3 separate regions of the Homo sapiens genome follow, and regions 1 and 2 are each linked to region 3. Evidence: read pairs that join two places in POLR2A ChIA-PET (ENCODE). Cell type or tissue: Caco-2. All regions are shown on one strand. Links, peaks and the distances in the headings refer to the core of each region. The heading gives the core; the rest is flanking DNA.

Evidence for each region. Peaks named below come from ENCODE experiments on the same cell type or tissue, not always from the same donor. Only the 100,000 strongest peaks of a DNase experiment are listed, where the experiment ranks them.
Region 1: POLR2A ChIA-PET joins it to region 3 with 8 read pairs; 2 of 35 experiments call an interaction of 5 or more read pairs at or near these places.
Region 2: POLR2A ChIA-PET joins it to region 3 with 5 read pairs; 12 of 35 experiments call an interaction of 5 or more read pairs at or near these places.

Annotation. Positions count from the first base shown.
Region 1 is chr20:32,624,907-32,633,304 of GRCh38, reverse strand. It overlaps C20orf203 (chromosome 20 open reading frame 203), which reads left to right. Exons shown (of 6, transcript NM_182584.4): 6 at 1-1,680. Among named protein-coding and RNA genes, the nearest start is that of NOL4L-DT, 42 kb to the right of the region's middle. RefSeq lists a silencer at 5,913-5,982. In Caco-2, for the core only: no CTCF peak of the experiment used is centred there; DNase peaks (open chromatin) are centred at 3,953, 4,244, 4,907 and 5,454.
Region 2 is chr20:32,766,698-32,775,095 of GRCh38, reverse strand. All of the region lies in intron 1 of DNMT3B (DNA methyltransferase 3 beta), which reads right to left. Among named protein-coding and RNA genes, the nearest start is that of DNMT3B, 8.5 kb to the right of the region's middle. RefSeq lists enhancers at 680-1,386, 4,356-4,857, 6,432-7,033, 7,034-7,635. In Caco-2, for the core only: no CTCF peak of the experiment used is centred there; no DNase peak of the experiment used is centred there.
Region 3 is chr20:32,711,296-32,715,295 of GRCh38, reverse strand. All of the region lies in intron 3 of COMMD7 (COMM domain containing 7), which reads left to right. Among named protein-coding and RNA genes, the nearest start is that of COMMD7, 30 kb to the left of the region's middle. RefSeq lists a silencer at 3,615-3,909. In Caco-2, for the core only: no CTCF peak of the experiment used is centred there; a DNase peak (open chromatin) is centred at 2,475.

The sequences.
Region 1 (8,398 bases), core at 1,954-5,953, 84 kb after region 3:
ACGGATCAACCACAAGATCTTGGAGAATGTCCTTACCCTCCAAGCCTCAGTTTACCTTTAGGGTGACCAACCATCCTGGTTTGTCCAAAACTGAGGGTTTTCCTGGCACAGTCCCAGGCAAACTGGGATGGTGAGTCACTGATATAGTTTGACTCTGTGTCCCCACCAAATCTCACCTTGAATTTTAATAATCCCTAGGTGTCAAGAGCAGGACCAAGTAGAGATAATTGAATAATGGTGGCAGTTTCCCCCATGCTGTTCTCATGATAGTGAGTGAGTTCTCACGAGATCTGATGGTTTTATAAGCAGCTTCCCCCTTTGCTCAGTATCACTCTCCCTCCTGCCGCCCTGTGAAGAGCTGCCTTCCACCATGATTGTAAGTTTCCTGAGGCCTCCCCAGCCACGCAGAACTGTGAGTCAATTAAACCTCTTTTCTTTATAAATTACCCCAGTCTCGGGCATTTCTTCACAGCAGCGTGAGAACAGACTAATCCCGTCACCCTGGTTTCCTCATCTCTAACACAGGGACCACCTGCCTCCCAGGGCTGTTGTGCAGAACAGAAATAAGCCTATGGAAAAGGCAGAAAACCATGGAGCCAGAATTCTAGATCTGGTTACATGAATACTAAAGACTTTTGCATGCCATGGAATTCTAGGCATGAAAAAGAACGAGGCGGTCCCGTGTACTGCTGTGGAAGAAGCTCTGAGATACATGTTTTTTTTGTGAAAAAGGCCAGATACAGCGCACTTTGTGGGGAGCGCTTCTGTTAGTACCAAGGAGGGGGCAGGAACACACGTGCATGTGCTCCAGTGCGCACATGGGTTCTCCCGGGCGGGGACTGGGGGCTGAGGAGAAAAGACTTGTTTTTCACTGTACATCCCTTTGCTTTGTTTGAATTATTTTACCCCTTTGTTTTCAGTAGCTGGCCGAAAAACTTCCCAAGCTTCCATGTGTCAAAAAGAACTCACTGAACGAGATTTAAAGGCCAAAGTTAGGGAGTAGGAAATGTGTCTAGCTCAGGGCCCAGCATCTAAGGAGTGCTCCATGAAAGGCCTTCTCCCCTCTCCCACTCCTGACCTTGCTGACTGCTGGGAGTGCAGGGGCACAGACGGGCTGTTGCCTCCCCCAGTGCGGTATTTGTGAGGCTCAAATGCAAGCCCAGGCTGGGGAGACTGCTCTGGGTTCCACGCGGCATCCTGCCTAAGCCCTGGGGGTCCTAGAGGTCACTGGCTCCCTTCTCTGCCTGCATGTCTCAGGTCGCCCTCTGGCCAATTCTGAAGTCCTGCCCTGCCTCAAGGAGCAGAGGTGGCAGAGGTGGGCCCACCGCACAGGGTAAATGTCCCGGTGTCACATACCTCCAGATTGCAGGGACCTGCGTATGCTACTGCTGCTGTGGAAACCAGCTCTCTCTGGCTCTGGCCTTGGGGAGAGGGAGCCACAGTGGATTTAGGAAGAGTCTCCAGATGTAGCTTGAGACTACCAAACAGGCCTGACCCCCACAGACCCTGCCTCTTATGAGCGCCCAGACTGAGCCCTGCTTCAGGCTCCCAGCCATGTGGCCAGCTGCTTTTCTTCTTTAATTTTTAGCATCAGACGAATATTTCAGGAAAATATTCTCATTGTAAAATCTCAAACATTAATAAAATGTAGTGAATAAAAGGCCATGTAATTCCTCTTTACCTCCTGAGCCCCATTCTGTTTAAACCATTGTTGTCAGCTGGTCAGTGTATATACCTATACCTATGCCATGCCTATACCAATACCTATACCAATATCTGTAACTATACCTATGCCACTACCTATGCCTGTGTCGTGCCTGTACCAACACCTATACCTAGACTATCTATATTTATATCTGTTTAGATGTGCATATTGTGTTTAGGTATGCGTCTCACGTGAGTAGTAACATTCTGTATGTTTTGTTCTGCAAGATGCTTTCTTTTTCTTTTTCTTTTTTTCTTTTTTTTTTTTTTTTTTTTTTTTTAGATAGAGACTCATTCTGTTGCCCAGGCTGGAGTGCAGTGGCTCAATCTTGGCTCACTGCAACCCCTGCCTCCCAGGTTCAAGCGATTCTCATGCCTCAGCCTCCCAAGTCGCTGGGATTACAGGTGCACACCACCACACCCAGCTAATTTTTGTATTTTTAGTAGAGGCGGGGTTTCACCATGTTGGCCAGGCTGGTCATGAACTCCTGAGCTCAAATGATCCTTCTGCCTTGGCCTCCCAAAGTGCTGGGATTACAGGTGTGAGCCACCGCACCCGGGCTATTTTTTTTTCCCCTCCCTCCCTTCCTCCCTTCCTTCCTCCCTTCCTTCCTTCCTTTCCTCTTTTCTTTTTTTCAAACAGGGTCTCACTCTGTTCCCCAGGCTGGAGTGCAGTGGTGTGATCTCGGCTCACTGCACCCTTGCTTTCCCAGGCCCAAGTAATCTTTTTACCACAGCCTCCAGGTAGCTGGGACTACAGGCACACACCACCAGGCCTGGCTAATTTTTGTATTTTTTTTTTTTTGTAGAGATGGGGGGTCTCACCGTGTTGTCCAGGCTGGCCTCAAACTCCTGGGCTCAAGTGATCTGCCCGTCTCGGCCTCCCAAAGTGCTGGGATTACAGGCGTGAGCCACCGCGCCCGGCCAATGCCTTCTTTTTCACTGAACAACGTGTCATGGACATTTCTGAGTCAGTGCATACAGACCTGCCTCCTCCTCCGTGCTGTGCAGTGTTCTGTGTGTGAGCTGGTCCATCCTTTATTTGCCCTCTGGCCTATAAATGGACATTTCCATTATTTCACTCCCACACACAGCCCTGAACAGGCCTCACTGTGCACTCCAGCAGTTTCTCCAAGATAGGTACCCAGCTGAACCCCTGGCACTACTGAAGAGGACGGGTACCAAATTTGTGATCGGTATTATATAAAAACTTGCCTTCTGGGAAGTCCAAACTAAGCTCTCCTTACTCTTGGACTTCCAATCACTCTGTTGGGTTGGCTTTTAAAGCTGGGCCAAGGAGAACTTTTCAACCATCTTGGCTTGCCCTGTTGGTGGGTGGGAGACAGGGTCCCCGGCCTGGGGCAATTTCAGGGAGAAGGGGAAGAACTCCCCCAGTCCCCAAATTTCTCTCCCATCTAAATGCCCCCCGACCTGAAAATGGAGATAATAATAGACCTTCCCTCACAGAGTCTTTCTGGGGACGCTGTGAAAAACAGCCAGGATGGAGATCTGGTGCAGAGGGACAAGGACAATAACAGTCGTAGTGCGACGTCCGGAAGCCTCGCCACGCCGCCCGGAAGCTTCGCCACGCTCCAGGCACTCTTTGAAGGCCCCACCACCATCTTCTCCCTTATGGTGCCTGGCACCCACCATTGTGGTCACTTGCACTAATGCGAGTCCTACCAGTGGCTGGTGCTGGTTCTCACATGCTCCTCTGCATCACACCTGATCCACATCACTCTAACCCAGTGGCCTGTGAGTTCCCATGGCTGACATTAGCTGCAGGGCTGGCCCAGAGCTCTCTTCCAAATTTGCATTCAGAATCCTTCCCCAAAATACCCAATTAAAACCCCAGATGCTGTGTGGACAGCTGGATCCAAAAAGAGCTCTGGGATCAGTGGGACTTACTTACCCAGTCTCAGCTACTCCAAGATCTGGGAAACAGTGGGTTCTTTGGGCCTGGGCCAGGCCAGAGCCTCAGTTTCCCCATCTGTAAGATAGAGGTGGTTGCAGTCAGACTGGATAATTCCAAAGTGCAGTTTTGTTTGTCTCAGACCTCCTGCCCCACCCTCTCCAGCTTATATTCTCAGAAAACATGGTGCTAAAAGGAATGGCCCCGTCTTGGCTCCTATTAGCCTCTGTCTCAGGAGGACAGGGGAGCCCAGGACCAGGGAATCAGTCGGAAGTTCAAGTTCTACTCCTGACTTCAAGTTCTACTCTCCGCCTTCTAGCTGCAGCCCCAGGTGATGTTTGCAAAGGCCCCTGTAACTTAGTGGGTGCTTAGTCATGGTCCCTCCCCTTTCCATGCCTGGGCAGATCTCTGAGCCTCACTTCTCTGAGCCTCAGTTTCCTCACCTCTGCAATGGCTGTGCCTCCCTGCCTGGCCCAGTGCCAGGGCTGTTTGAAGCTAGCAGAGGATGCTGGATGGAAAGAGCTTTTCAGGTAGAAAACCGTGTGCTGTTGGGAAGATTTATTGCTGGGACTGAAAGTGGGAGGTCCAAAGGCCATTGAGGCTGAGACAGTCCCTACCCAGAAGGCTGTGCCAGGGACCAGGCTGCTCTCCCTCCACCCGCACTAGCTGAGCAGAAGGCCTTCTCCCCGAGGCCCTAATGTCTGGTGGTGAGCAGGGGCCGGGCTCTCTTTCAACAGATATTTACCCTTTTATTTTAGAGTGTCTGTCCCCCAAGCAGGGCCCTGGTCAGCGGCTCGATGACCAAGGTCTGGGGAGGGGCACAGGCAGCCTGAATCCTTCCCTTGCTCTCATCCCCCATGTCCTGTGGATTCTCCTTCATTTTCCTCTCTCACCTGCAGCTCCAGGGGACCCTTGCCTCGCCCGTGGCCCCTTGCTGCTCCCGCCACCTTGTCCCCCTCCTTTGTGCTGCCTCCACTTCCACTCTGGCCACCAGGATTCTCTCTGTGTGTGTGTGTGTGTGTGTGTGTGTGTGTGTGTGTGTGTGTGTGTGTGTGTGTTTGAGATGGAGTCTTGCTCTGTTGCCCAGGCTGGAGTGTAGTGGTGTGATCCCAGCTCACCGGGAGACTCTCCCGTGTTCAAGCGATTCTCCTGCCTCAGCCTCCCGAGTAGCTGGGATTACAGGCACATACTGCCACGCCCAACTAATTTTGTATTTTAGTAGAGATGGGGTTTTGCCATGTTGGCCAGGCTGGTCTCGAACTGACCTCAAGCGATCCACCCGCCTCGGCCTCCCAAAGTGTTGGGATTACAGGCGTGAGTCAGCGTGCCCGGCCTCGGGATTCTTTGGAAAATAACATCTGAGCGGTATCTCCTGCCGAGTGCCAGCCTGTGCAGGGCCCTGAGGGGCAGTGGAGCCAAAAGGAGAAGAGACGGCATCCCTGTGCTCTGCACCCTGCTGACCCCCGGCCACTGCTCCCTAGCCCATGTCCTGCTGGGGCGCACCCCACATTCTACCACACAAATCTGTTCCAGCGCCAGACCACACTTCCTCTCTCTCCCCTTGGTGCCTCCCCTCCCCAGCCTAGACCCCTTCCTTTCCCTCCCGCCCTGACGCATCCTGCTTCCAGGCTGGGCGAGGGGAGTCCTGGTCTGTGTTTTCTCGATCGAGTTAGCTACTCAAAATCATATCTGTGTGTCTCCTGAGGGGGTCCGCAAGCCCCACAGGCAGAGGCACACCTGCGTCACAGTGGGGGCCCTGAGCTCAGCCCTAAGTGGCTCCTGAAATGCTCTCTCGAGGCCTGAATGAATCTCCTCCCCCGGCCACCCGGGGCAGTTGGGAGTGTGAGACCTCAGGCTTGGCCCGGCAGAGCTATATTTAGACACCAGGGCCAAGGCGAGCTTCTGAGGCTGAGGAGGTGGCGGGGCCCACAGTGGGGCCCCAGGGGAACCGCCTCATCGAGGGGACCGTCCCTAGGTGACAGGCCAGAGCCCATTCTGGCTGCTTTGGCTTCCACTGCCCCCAAAACGGCAGAGGAAGGATTCTGTTTGAACAAAGGAGGTTCTCTGGCTGGTTTGGTGTGTGTATTATAGCTGGAAAAAATAAGTTCTGGGCCGGCCGGTCAGCTCCAAGGGTGGCCCAGGGCTGGGGGGCCAGGGCGAAAGTGGGGGTTTCCTGGCCAGCCCCTGGGCTGGCTCCTGTCTGCTGCAGCAGCCTGCATGGCTGTCCTCCCCACTGTACCTCGGGCAGGCATCGTGCCAGGCCAGGGTGCGGCTGCCCGGCGGGTGAGGAGGGGCTGCCCTGGCCCCGCTGCTCGCTGCCCGGCTCTTGGGGCGGGCTGGAGGCAGGATGGATGTTCGCAATAATTACCCAGCTGCAGCTTCCCCAGAGCTGCCGCCATAGCAACGGTGCCGGGCGCCCCAGCCGGCCAAGTGGCAGGAGGGGGATGTGGGCACTGTGGGCAGGTCGGGGAGTGGGGTGGCACGAGCCCCAGGCACAGCCCCACTGGCTCCCTTTGTCAGCTCCCTCACTGGCCCACCCCTTCCCCGGAGGCCGGGGGAGGGGGGCTTTGTCTGGGCATAGGGAGGTTGGCACAGCCCAGGAGAGGCTCCGGCAGACGCCCCATTCCCACTGCCAGGGCCCATGTGGCAAGGGGAAGCAGGTGTCAGGAGGGCTGGGAGCGCTCAGGGTCCCCATGGCTCAGGGTTCAGTGGAGGGTGTGCTGTGCCCCACCTGGTGGCCCCCACACACCCCGGGTCCCCTGGTCTCATTGTGCACAGTGCTGTCTTCTTTCTCTAGAAGGGAGTGTGTGGGCACTGGGCACTCCCCAGGGAGGACTCCACTCACCCTGCCTTGCAGGGGTCCTCTTGGAGCAGGCCTTGGGCAGAACTGGCTTTGGGTGGGGCTTTACCTGTGGGGGAGGCCCTGGGGACCCCCATAATCCTGCCCTCATGGTACCCGTCCCCTCTCTCTGTACTTGGAAGCCCTGACAGTCCCTCCCTCCTGTGAACATTCAGTCTGATGAAGAGACTGTGGTTAGCTCCATTTTCCAGATGGGGAGACTGAGGCCAGAAAGGTCTAGGACTTGTTTGGGATCACAGAGCTCAAGTCTGTGGAGCCCCAACCCCGTCCAGTGTTGCCACCATGGTCATCTGGCAGCACAGCCTAGTGGTGACCGAAGAGTGCAGGGCCTGCAACCCAGGGGCCTGGCCAGCCTTGCCCAGCTTCAGTTTTCTCCTCTGTAAGATGGGGATGGAACTGGAGCTCTCTGTATGGGGTTGTTGCGTGGATTCGAGGAAACTGCACGGAAGGCGAAACGCCTGGCACGTGGGCAGTGTTAGCTGCTGCTGTTGTTGTTGGAAATATTATTTTTTATTATTGTTGTTACAACACGTGGGGGCGGACCTCGATGCTCACCAAGGTCCCTTTTGGCTCTGGTCTCCTGGGGCGCTCCGGGTGGGCGCTAGTCACCACAGGCATGCTGGGAAGTGGGAAGCTCGCAGCCTACTGAGAAGGTGGGTGTTAATCCCCTGATCCCACAAGTGCGTCTGGGCGTGGGCTGGGTGAGAATGAGGTAGGAGACACAGGACTGAGGCGGAACCCGCGCTGTGGGGGTGAGACCCTGTTTATACAGAGTGATAGGGGCCTGTCCTGGGGGTCGTCCTGGAAAGGTCAGAAGAAGGGCGTTCTAGAAGGTGGTCTTGCTTGAGGAACCAAAGGGGAGCCAGAGTCCTGGAGCACAGGGAGGGACAGAAAGGGACAGGGAGACTGAGGGTGGAGCGGTCCACTGGGGAGGACTGGGTTCCTGGGGCTTCGAGGGCCACCCATGGAGGACAGGGTTGTTTTTGAGACAGTCTTCCTCTGTCACTTAGGCTGCAGTGCAGTGGCACGATCTCGGCTCACTGCAACCTCAACTTTCTGGGCTCAAGTGATCCTCCCGCCTCAGCCTCTCAGATAGCTGGGACTACAGGTGTGCGCCACCACACCTGGCTAATTTTTGTATTTTTTTTTGAAATGGGGTTTTGCCATGTTGCTCAGGCTGGTCTCGAACTCCCGGACTCAAGCGATCCTCCCACCTCGACCTCCCAAAATACTTGACTGCACCTGGCCGAGAGATTTTGGAGTGATTCTAGAAGCTGGGGAAAGCTAGCAAGGGGCTTTAAATAGAGTAGGTCAGTATGCATGTGTTGAATGAATGGGTGAATGAACAAATGATTGAATGAAAGCTTTATTCTGCCTTGGCCAACCACAGAGCCTCTCTCCCTCCACCTTTCCCTCCTTCCTGTCTCATACCCCTTCCCTCATCACCCCAGCCCTCCCTGGCTGGCTCAGTTTTGTCATTTATAGCCACTGCCCCTAGGAACCCACAGTCATATGGTGGAAGACTGACAAGTAAAGGGAAGAATTCTAGTGCAGCAATCTGGCCAATATGGAGGAGGGTTCTGAGAAAGGACAGCTGACACCAGGCCAGTCAGGGCATTGCCTGAGAGGGGTGTTGAAGGATTAATAGGAGTTCACTAGGCTGCCGAGGCAGAGGACGCAGCATCTGCATAGGCTCCGCAGAGTATGCTGTGGGAGATTTTTAGTCGTTTCATGGGGTAGTGACAAATAAGGATAGCTACATTTATTGAGCACCCACTGTATATCCTAGTCCAGTGCTACACACATGAGATTATTGGAATCGCACAATTGAAACCCTGCTCCCCTTGTGGCAGAGACCTATTTCACTTTCATGGATGAGAAATCAAGGTTCAGATAAGTTAAGTAACTTGCCCAAGGTCACA
Region 2 (8,398 bases), core at 1,954-5,953, 58 kb before region 3:
ACCCGAGGTCAGGAGTTCAAGACCAGCCTGGCCAACATGGTGAAACCCCATCTCTACTAAAAATAAAAAAATTAGGCCAGGCGCGGTGGCTCACGCTTGTAATCCCAGCACTTTGGGAGGCTGAAGCGGGTTGATCACTTGAGGCCAGGAGTTCGAGACCAGCCTGACCAACATGGTGTAACCAGTCTCTACTAAAAATACAAAAAAAAATTAGCCGGTCGTGGTGGTGGGCGCATGTAATCCCAGCTACTCAGGAGGCTGGGCAGGATAATCACTTGAACCCGGGAGGCGGGGGTTGCAGTGAGGTTGAGATCGTGCCACTGTACTCCAGCCTGGGCGACAAGGGGGAGACTCCATCTCAAAATAGAAAAGAAAAAAGACAAGACAAGACAAGACAAGACATGGGAGACCCCAAAAAGACGGGAGGATGGGAAGGAGCAAGGGTTGAAAAATCACCTATCAGGTACAACGTTCACTCTTTCGGTAATGGATACACCAGAAGCCCAATCCCCACCAGTAAGTAATAAACCCATGCAACAAACAAGCACATGTACTTCTTGAATCTAAAAAAAAAAAAAAAAAAAAAAGGCCAGGCGCGGTGGCTCAGGTCTGTAATCCCAGCACTTTGGGAGGCCGACGTGGGCAGATCACGAGGTCAGGAGCTCGAGACCATCCTGGCTAACATGATGAAACCCCGTCTCTACTAAAAACACAAAAAATTAGCCGGGCATGGTGGTGAGCACCTGTAGTCCCAGCTACTCCGGAGGCTGAGGCAGGAGAATGGTGTGAACCTGGGAGGCAGAGCTTGCAGTGAGCGGAGATAGCACCACTGCACTCCAGCCTAGGTGACAGAGCGAGACTCCGTCTCAAAAAAAAAAGAAAAAAAAGACACCATAAAACAATGCAGTAAGTAAGCCCAGGGAGGGACACCACACCTAGGTGAAGTAGAGAGCGGGAAGGATCCAGGCAGCAGGGACAGCACATCCAAAGGAAAGGGGGCCAGACTCAGGCTGTCCACACTGGCGGCGGCAGCAGAACACATGACAGAACACAAGGTCCCAGTACTGTGCTTTTGCTCTGTCTGATAAGGAACTTACCCTAAATTCCAGAAAACATCAGATTTACAGGAAAGCGTAAAAAAAAAAAAAAAAAAAAAAAAAACCACTGCCGGGCGCAGTGGCTCATGCCTGTTAATACCACCACTTTAGGAGGCCAAGGCTTGAGCTTGGGCTCAGGAGTTCAACGCCAGCCTGGGCAACACAGCAAAACCTCTTCTCTATTAAAATATTTCTTAAAATTAGCTGAATGTGTCGGCCTGCCCCTGTAGTCCTAGCTACTCGCCTGTAGTCCCACCTCCTCGGAGGCTGATGGGGAATGATCACCTAAGCCTCGGAAGTTGAGGCTGCAGTAAAGCTATCGTCATGCCACTGCACTCTAGGCCCAGTGACAGCACAAGACCCTGTTATAAAAAAAAAAAAAAAAAGCCCAATATTTCTCTCAAACCCCAGTTTTATAATCTGTGAAATAAAGTAACCCACCCAATTCACTGGGAAGTTGGTACCAAGGACCCCTACATAGATGACACAGTCATGATACCTGAAGTCACTTATTCTCATGTGCCATCTGGCTACCCACCACAGCACCACACCACAGGGCCAATCAAGAAGTATCCACCCCATCACCCTCCACAATTCAGAATGCGTTTGGGGAATTGCTCAGTGCCTCTAGGTCATGAGTACATGTACCACTGTCATCCTACAGTAGAAGCTGGGCCCTTGGCATAGTAAGCAGAATTATCAGAAGAGTGTGTCCATACAAAAAATAAACTAGGCGTGGTGGCACACACCTATAGTCCCAGCTACTCAGGAGGCTGAGGCAGGAGAATCGCTTGAACCCGGGAGGTGGACGTCGCAGTGAGCCACTGCACTCCAGCCTGGGCAACAGTACAGGCTCAGGCTCCCTCTCAAAAAAAAAAAAAGCCAGGCACAGTGGCTCACGTCTGTGATCCCAGCACTTTGGGAGGCCGAGGAGGGCGGATTACATGAGGTCGGGAGTTCAAGACCAGCCTGACCAACATGGAGAAACCCCGCTCTCTACTAAAAATACAAAATTAGCCGGGGTGGTGGCACATGCCTGTAATCCCAGCTACTCGGGATCGTGCCATTGCACTCTAGCCTGGGCAACAAGAGCGAAACTCCATCTCAAAAAAAAAAAAAAAAAATGTGTCCAAACAGGGAAAAACCAGACAAGTGGCTATCTGCAGACTGTGCATGACACCAAAATATACTCAGATGTTTGTCAACGCACTGGAATAAAATAATGTCATTACCTTTTAGATAAGTAACAGGAAAAAAAAAACTAGGACCATAAAGATCTGAAAAGATATGACAGTAACTTTAGAGTCTAAACTTTTTGCCCTTTATACAGAAATCACAAACACCCAGCCCCTTCCCCTATATCCACTTTGAGAACCCCTTGAAGGGTGTGGCAGCCCCAAGGAGTGGTCAATGGTAACTCAGAGAATGAGGGGCAGCATTGGAGCAGAATCCTAGGCACTGCTATGCCCAATTCCTGTGGCCACCTACCCCTTGGCAAAATCAGAGCCAACAGCCCTGTCCCCTCCCAAGGGGGCAAAGGAGGTCAATATTCTGGAAAGAGACCCCCTCAACCTTGGCCCCTCCCTCACAGCAGGCTGCACCTGTGGCTTCAACTAAGAACGCCTTAAATCTCAAGTCTACCTATCTACACAGTATTTAGTCATCTTAAGCCTAAATACCTACACAGCAGGGATACTGGTTCAGTCTTTGGGATAGTAATCTTCACTGTGTCATCTAAAATGCCTAATGTCTATATCCTGTTACACAGGATTCTACTGCTCAGAAACCACCCAGTTCAAAGCTCTCGCCAAGGCCTCTGTGCAAGGGGGTTGCTGCAGTCCCATTTGTCATAGCAAACACTGCAATCAAATCACGGTCAAGAGGACTGGTTGACTAAATTACCTGCTTCCACAATAGGGGGCAAAGAGTGCAGTACTTATTGTTAGACAAAGTTATGTAAAGTGAAAACAAGAAACCTGCATAATGCAACATCAATTATTGATGTTTAAGCCATTTCTCTGCAGCATTTCTTCTCTAACTATAAAAATTCATACTCAGAAGGAAGGTTTGGGGGGTAACTACCTTAAGCCCATGTAACTTTTACAATCGGAAAACATAACTCGCCTGTCTGAGAAACATTTATTTGAATTAGGCCACTCAGGTTTAATCAACATAATTATTTGATTATTTGTATATGGTATGAGATAGGGACCTAATATTTTTCCCCGTAAGTAAAGCCAGACACCTATGAATACATCCCAACTCTATCTCTTATTTGAACTTCCCATATATATGTAATATGTTTTGAGGCTCACTTTTGTTTGGTATTTATCCTTTACCACTCCTTTTTTTTTTTTTTTTTTGAGATGCGGTCTTGCTCTGTTGCCCAGGCTGGAGTGCAATGGCATGATCTCGGGTCACTGTAACCCCTCCACCTCCTGGGTTCAAGTGATTCTCCTGCCTCAGCTTCCTTGGGATTACAGGCACATGCCACCACGCCCGGCTAATTTTTGTATTTTTAGTAGAGATAGGGTTTCAGTATGCTGGCCAGGCTGGTCTCGAACTCCTGACCTCAGGCGATCCGCCCACCTCAGCCTCCCAAAGTGCTGGGATTACAGGTGTGAGCCACTGCACCCAGCCATTGCCACTACTTTTAATCACTACAACTGCTAGAGCAAGCCTGCAAGCCTTATTGAAAAGTTCATTTTCTCCCTTTAGTTTGTGGTCTCTCATTTCCTGTTCTCTTCTGCTCTCTAGATTTCTTTAAGGGAGCTTAGTTCTTCTACCAACAGATAAAGGCACAGCATTTTTAGTTGTTTCAACATGGATAGACTTTCAAATAAATTATTTCTATCGTAACCAGAAAATATGTCCTTGCACACTATGTATTGAAAAGGTAAAAATCACAACACAAAGAAAAGCTAGAAATGTTATATTCACAGCAAAAAAAAAGATGCCAGGGACAGTGGCTCATGCCTGTAACCCCAGCAATGTGGGAGGCCTAGGCAGGAGGATTGCTTGAGCCCAGGAGTTCAAGATCAGCCTGGGCAACAAAGTGAGACCCCAACATTACAAAAAAAAAATTTAGGCCGGGCATGGTGGCTCATGCCTGTAATCCCAGCACTTTGGGAGGCTGAGGCAGGCAGATCACCCGAGGTCAGGGGTTCAAGACCAGCCTGACCAACACGGAGAAACCCCGTTTCCACTAAAAATACAAAATTAGCCGGGCATGGTGGCACATGCCTGTAATCCCAGCTACTCAGGAGGCTGAGGCAAGAGAATCACTTGAACCCGGGAGGCGGAGGTTGTGGTGAACCAAGATCATGCCATTGCACTCCAGCCTGGGCAAAGAGCGAAACTCTGTCTCAAAAGGAAAAAAAAAAAAAAAGTAAGGCGGAGCATGGTGGCTCAAGCCTATAATTCCAGCACTTTGGGAGGCCAAGGTGGGCGGCTCACCTGAGGTCGGGAGTTCGAGACCAGCCTGATCAACATGGAGAAACCCCATCTCTACTAAAACAACAACAACAAACAAACCAACAAAAATTAGCTGGTGGTGGTGGCACATGCCTGTAATCCCAGCTACTTGGGAGGCTGAGGCAGGAGAATCGCTTGAACCTGGGAGGCAGAGGTTGCGGTGAGCTGAGATCACACCATTGCATTCCAGCCTAGGCAACAAGAGTGAAAAACTCTGCCTCAGAAAAAAAAAAAAATTACAAAAACTAGCCTGATGAGGTGGCGGGCACCTGTAATTCCAGCTACTCAGGAGGCTGATGCAGAAGAATCGTTTGAACCCAGGAGGTGGAGGTTGCAGTGAGCTGAGATCATGCCATTGCACTCTAGCCTGAGTGACAGAGCAAGACCCTGTCTCAAAAATAATTTTTTTTTAAATTAACTGAGCATAGTGGTGCACAAGTGCCTGTAGTCGAAGCTACTGGGCAGTGGGGGCTGCAGTGGGAGGACTGCTGGAGCATTGGAGTTGAGGCTACAGTGAGCTGTGATTGTAGTACTGAACTCCAGAGACCTGTCTTAAAAAATTTTTTAAAAAGTAAGAAATAACTGCTAGTACGTGTCATAACACAAATAAATCTCAAATATCTCACAATAAGTAAAAGAACCCAGACTCGAAGGGCTATATAATGTATGGTTCCTGCTTGAATTCAGGAGGCGGAAGTTGCAATGTGCCAAATCGTGCCACTGCACTCCAGCCTGGGCAACAGAGTGAGATGCTGTCTCAAAAATAATAATAATGTATGATTCCATTTATATGACATTCTGGAAAAAGCAGTACTGCAGGGACAGAAAACAAATCTCGAGAAGGAAAACAGAAATGTCAAAATTAAGGCCTGCAGATAAGGGAACTGCATATATACAAATGGCTTTAAAAGAAGCCCATGATCTCACATAAAAACCACTTTTCAAAAACTGTCCACAATTACCTAGTGGGGGCTCAGATCTGCCCACCCCAACGGTCAAGAAGCAGGCCTGTAAAACAGTCAGCTGAACCCACAGAGAGCACCAAAGCATCTTAACCCAGCGCATCTTGTGTGTCCTGCCAGTTCTGTGGGTTCAGCCATGTGCTGGCAGAGGTTTTGGAAAGAAATTTGCAACAGTGGGCCCGGCATGGTGGCTCACGCCTGTAATCCCAGTACTTTGGGAGGCCGAGGCGGGCAGATCACGAGGTCAGGAGATCAAGACCATCCTGGCGAACATGGTGAAACCCCGTCTCTACTAAAAATACAAAAAATTAGCCGGGCAAGGTGGCGGGCGCCTGTAGTCCCAGCTACTACTAGGGAGGCTGAGGCAGGAGAATGGCGTGAACCCGGAAGGCAGAGCTTGCAGTGAGCCGAGATCTCGCCACTGCACTCCAGCCTGGGCGACAGAGCAAGACTCCGTCTCAAAAAATAAAAAAATTTGCAACAGTGTTTTAATGCAGTTCTACTCCTTGCTAGTTTTGTGGTTGTAGTAACAATCATATTTAGTACTGAGCAATTCCCCTAATTCAGCATCCTGCTTACAGCTCAGCATGTAACATCCTAGGGCAACATGAGGACACAGGTGAGGTTTGCAAATTCACCCAAGGACTTGGGAAAGCCAGTGCCTAAGCTTGAGGCTCTTCCTCCAGTGCCATTGTCGGGGTAGGGCTTCCTTACCCATGGTGCCAAACAACTCCCAGAGTCAGAGAAAATGGCTTGCCTGGAATATAATGAACACTTAAGTCTTCATCACAACCATCTTTTCACAAAAGAGCGGGGGCCTGTAGCTGGCTCAGTGGGACCCTAGTTAGTGCCTCCCCATTCCCATCTCCAGAGCCTCCTGTATCCATTCAGATGAGTTCTACTAGGCTTCAGGAACCATGATAGTAATTAGGAATCAAAGGCAGGCAAGGGACCAGGCATGGTGGCTCACACCTGTAATCCCAGCACTTTGGGATTACACTTGAGCCTAGGAATTTGAGACCAGCCTGGGCAACATACCGAGAGCCTATCTCTATAAAAAATTTTAAAATTAGCCAGGCACAGAGGCTCATGCCTGTAATCCTAGCACTTTGGTAGGCCGAGGCGGGTGGATCACCTGAGGTGGGGAATTCGAGACCAGCCTGACCAACATGGAGAAACACCATCTCTACTAAAAATACAAAATTAGTCGGGAATGGTGGTGCATGCCTGTAATCCCAGCTACTCGGGAGGCTGAGTCAGAATTGCTTGAACCCGGGAAGCGGGGGTTGTGGTGAGCCGAGATCCCGCCATTGCACTCCAGCCTGGGCGACAAGAGTGAAACTCCATCTCCAAAAAAAAAAAAAAAAAAATTAAAATTAGCCAAGCCTGGTGGCTCTCACCTGTAGTCCTAGCTACTCAGGAGGTGACTGAGGTGAGAGGATCACTTGACCCAGGAGTTCAAGGCTGCAGTAAGCTGTGATCGCACCACTGCACTCCAGCCTAAGCAACAGAGTGAGCCATGTTGCCATGCTGCCAGGGCCCATCACTGTTCTGGCTGCAGCAAACGCCCTACAAAGGCATCAGCACTTCTGCAGGAGCTGGGGCCCAGTGGCAGCCTGGGTTCCAGCCCCAGCTCTGGCCCCAGAACACACACATACAACAGGACATAAATGCTGCTGGAATCCAGAAAAGCCTACTAAGAGAGAGGCCTTCTTCCAAAGGAAGAGTTAGACCCTTGACTCCCAAGTCCCCTCCCTCAGCCTGCTGCTCTGGAGACAACCACTCTTCTTCAGACATGCAGGCTGAGGCTCTGGACAAGAACATGAGACAGCTGGGCGCACAGGCTCACACCTGTAGTCCCAGCACTTTCGGAGACTGAGGCAGGATTGCTTGAGCCGAGGAGTTTGAGACCAGCTGGGGCAACATAGTGAGACTTTAATGTTTCTACAAACAATTTTAAAAATTAGATGGGCGTGGTGGCACGTGACTAAGGTCCCAGCTACTTTGGAGACTGAAGTGGGAGGATACTGGAATGAGCCCAGGAGTTCAAGGCTGCAGTGAGCTATGATCGCACCACTGCACTCCAGCCTGGGTGACAATGCGAGACTTGTCTCAAAAGAAATAATTAAAAAAAAAACACACACAAGAGCTTACAGACTGGGACAAGTGGAGGAACAGATACCAGACTGAGACCTCACCAGTCTCCTGGCCCTGTAGCCAGACCTACAGGGCAAGGTACTGGAAAATTGAGTATCCCTTAATATTGGCGGGAACACGAGGGAACACTAAACCCTACAATATTCTCAGGCAGATAAATGATGTTGTACCCATAAAACAAGACAAGGACCCCATTAAAAATTGAATTTGGGCCAGGCACGGTGGCTCACGCCTATAATCCCAGCACTTTGGGAGGGAGGCTGAGGTGGGCAGATCACCTGAGGTTGGGAGTTCGAGACCAGCCTGACCAACATGGAGAAACCCCATCTCTACTAAAAAAATACAGAATTAGCCGGGCATGCACCACCACGCCCGTAGTCCCAGGTACTCAGGAGGCTGACGCAGGAGAATCACTTGAACTCGGGAAGCAAAGGTTGCAGTGAGCCGAGACCACGCCATTGCACTCCAACCTGGGCGACAAGAGCGAAACTCCATCTCAAAAAATAAAAATAATTAAAAAAAAATTGAATTTGGGTGTGTTGGCTCATGTCTATAATCCCAGCACTTTGAGAGGATGAGGAGGATAGATTGCTTGAGCCCAGGAGACTAGCTTGGGCAATGAGGTGAAACCCCATCTTTACAAAACAAAAATTGGCCAGGCATGGTGGTGCATGCCTGTAGTCTCAGCTACTCGGGAAGTTGAGGCAT
Region 3 (4,000 bases), core at 1-4,000:
TCCTAGGCTGGTCTTGAACTCCTGAGTTCAAGCAGTCCACCTGCCTCAGCCTCCCAGAGTGCTGGGATATAGGCATGAGCCACCTAGCCTGGCTGCCTGTTTTTTTATTATTATTATTATTATTTTTTGAGACTAGGTCTGGCTGTGTTGCCCAGGCTGGAGTGCAGTGGCACAATCTCTGCTTACTGCAGCCTCGATCTCCCCAGGCTCAGCCACCCTGCTTGGTCACCTATTTTTATTTCATTTATTTATTTATTTATTTATTTATTTTTATTTTTATTTTTTTGAGACAGAGTCCCACTCCGTTGCCCAGGCTGGAGTGCAGTGGTGCAGTCTCGGCTCACTGCAACCACTGCCTCCTGGGTTCAAGCGATTCTCCTGCCTCTCAACCTCCTGAGTAGCTGGGATTACAGGCATGCGCACTACACCTGGCTAATTTTTGTTGTTGTTGTTGTTGTTGTTGTTGTTGTTTGAGATGGAGTCTCACTCTGTTGCCCAGGCTGGAGTGCAGTGGTACGATCTCGGCTCACTACAACCTCCACCTCCCAGGTTCAAGCGATTATTCTACCTTAGCCGCCTGAGTAGCTGGGACTACAGCCATGCACCACCGTGCCCGGCTAATTTTTGTATTTTTAGTAGAGACGAGGTTTCACCGTATTGGCCAGGCTGGCCTCGAACTCCTGCCCTCGTGATCTGCCCATCTCAGCCTCCCAAGGTGCTGGGACTACAGGTATGAGCCACCGTGCCTGGCCTTAATTTTTTGTATTATTAGTAGAGACGGGGTTTCACCATATTGGCCAGGCTGGTCTCGAACTCCTGACCTCAGGTGATCCGCTTGCCTCGGCCTCCCAAAGTGCTGGGATTACAACCACCGTGCCCGGCCCTATTTTTATTTTAATACTTAGCAAGATATCTGGCCCCTGTGGGTGATCCGTAACTGATTTTTATTTTATTTTATTTTTTTATGAAAAGGAGGTAACTCCCCTTCCCCACTCCCCAACGAGTTCTTTTTAGCAACATACACACAAAAAAGAATAATCAGCAATGAAATGTAGTCATAAGTGGCATTTAATCAAACATTGAACTAAATTCCCCAGGACCGCCAGCCTCATGCACCACCCTACTATTTTTCTCCATGGCACTTTCCCCCTTCTTTTTTGGGGGTTTTTTTGTTTTTGTTTTTAAGACAGAGTCACACTCTATTGCCCAGGCTGGAGTGCAGTGGCACGATCTCGGCTCACTGCAGCCTCCACCTCCTGGGTTCAAGCGATTCTCCTGCCTCAGCCTCCCAAGTAGCTGCGATTACAGGCGCTCACCACCACGCTCAGCTAATTTTTGTATTTTAGTAGAGATGGGGTTTCACCATGTTGGCCAGGCTGGTCTTGAACTCCTGACCTTGAGATCCACCTGCCTCGGCCTCCCAAAGTGCTAAGATTACAGGCGTGAGCCACCATGCCCAGCCTCCCCCTTCTTATACCCTGTATGGCTTATGTTTTACGTTATTGCTGTGGTCTTTCTCCTGCCAGTAGAATGGAAGCCTCATAAGGGCAGAGATTGTTGTCTGTTCAGTTCATTGATGTTTCCCAGCATCTAGCACAGTGCAGGCACATGGCAGTGCTCAGTAAATGTGCGTGTGTGACTACGGACCTCTGTTCTCTGTGAGCCTCACAGGGTGGCTTCAGCTGGTCAGCCTTCAGGGTCAGTACTGACTGGATGAAAGCAGCTCTCCATCCTCTCCCATCTGCTTCCAGGAGTTTTCACCAAGCCTGTGTCCATTCCTTGGGCTCCCATTTGTACACTGAATAAGAACAATGTTTGCTGTTTTTCCAACCGTCTTGGCAAAACTGAAGTCGTCACCCTCACTTCCCTTTGTTTTGTCCTTCATATTGTTTGACAGCTTTGAGGGTTTGGCTAAGGCAGCAGTTCTGGTGAAAATTGGTGCCTGTTGCCAGGCGCATTGGCGCACGCCTGTAGTCCCAGCACTTTAGGAAGCCGAGGCGGGTGGATCACCTGAGGTCAGGAGTTCACAACCAGCCTGACTAACGTGGTGAAAGCCCATCTCTACTAAATACAAAAAAAAATAGCCAGGCATGGTGGCACATGCCTGTAATCCCAGCTACTTGGGAGGCTGAGACAGGAGAATCTCTTGCACCTGGGAGGCGGAGGTTGCAGTGAGCTGAGATTGCACCATTGTGCTCCAGCCTGGGCAACAAAAGTGAAACTCTGTCTCAAAAAAAAAAAAAAAAGAAATTAAAAAAGAAAGAGGACGGGCACAGTGGCTCACGCCTGTAATCCCAGCACTTTGGGAAGCCAAGGCAGGCGGATCACGAGGTCAGGAGATCGAGACCATCCTGGTCTCTACTAAAAATACAAAAAATTAGCCGGGCATGGTGGTGCGTGCCTATAGTCCCAGCTGCTTGGGAGGGTGAGGCAGGAGAATCACTTGAACCTGGGAGGCAGAGGTTGCAGTGAGCCAAGATTGCACCACTGCATTCCAGTCTGGGGGACAGAGTGAGACTCTGTCTCGAAAAAAAAAAAAAAAAAAGTCTCCGTGTCAAAAAAAAAAAAGGGACCATCTCAAAGTTATCTGTGTTTGAAGAAGGATGTTCTTAAATTTCCCCACGTGTCATGTTCTGCTGACTGCAGCTGTTGGAGTTTACACAATTTTCTTTTTTTTTTTTTTAAAGGTCTGGGGTACATGTGCAGGGTGTGCAGATTTGTTACATAGTATGCCATGGTGGTTTGCTGCACCTGTCAACCCATCACCTAGGTTTTTTTTTTTTTAATTTGAGACGGAATCTTGCTCTGTCACCAGGCTAGAGTGCAGTGGCGCGATCTTGGCTCACTTCAACCTCTGCCTCCTGGGTTCAAGCAATTCTCCTGCCTCAGCCTCCTAAGTAGCTGGGACTACAGATGCATGCCACCATGCCCAGCTAATTTTTATACTTTTTAGTAGATACGGAGTTTCACTACATTGTCCAGGATGGTCTCGATCTCTCTCTTTTTTTTTTTTTTTTTTTTTTTTTGAGACGGAGTCTTGCTCTGTGGCCCAGGCTGGAGTGCAATGGCACGATCTCGGCTCACTGCAACCTCTGCCTCCCGGGTGCAAGCAATTCTCCTGTCTCAGCCTCCTGAGTAGCTGGGATTACAGGCGCCTGCCACCACGCCCGGCTAATTTTTGTATTTTTAGTAGAGATGGGGTTTCATCATGTTGGTCAGGCTGGTCTCGAACTCCTGACCTCATGATCTGCCCACCTCGGACTCCCAAAGTGCTGGGATTACAGGCATGAGCCATCGTGCCCAGCCCTCAGTCTCGATCTCTTGACCTTGTGATCCACCCGCCTCGGCCTCCGAAAGTGCTGGGATTACAGGCACGAGCCACCACGCCCAGCCCATCACCTAAGTATTAAGCCCAGCATGGAATAACTATTTTTCCTAATGCTATCCCTCCCCCCACCCCACCCTCCAAGAGGCCCCACACAATTTTCATTCTGTCTGACATAAGGTCAAATGTTGCAGGTCTGTCTTGTGGCTGGCATTTGCTTAGGACAAAGGAATCACCACAGGAAAAAGCTGAAAAAGAAGTTAAGAGCTTGAGGCCTAGCATGATGCCAATCCATGTTTCAAGTCTGGCCTCTGCCCTCCAGAGGTAACTTCAGGATGGAGAGCTTGCTCTTCCATCCCTGCAGCTTTGTTGACTTCATTGTCAGCAACTGTCAAGGCATTGCCTGATACCGCAGCACCAAGATAGCGTCTGAGAATGACCTGGTGTAGAAAGAACTTGGTGTGGGGACCCTCTGGCCTATAAGCCACTTGGCTCTGTCAGTTGCTGACTGTTGTGGCCTTGTTCCTTTAACTGTTTCCTTTTTTTTTTTTTTTTAAGTAACATTTTTTTTTTTTAGACAGAGTCTCACTCCGTCGTCCAGGCTGGAGTGCAGTGGTGTGATCTCGGCTCACTGCAACCTCTGCCTCCCAGGTTTAAGCGATTCTCCTACCTCAG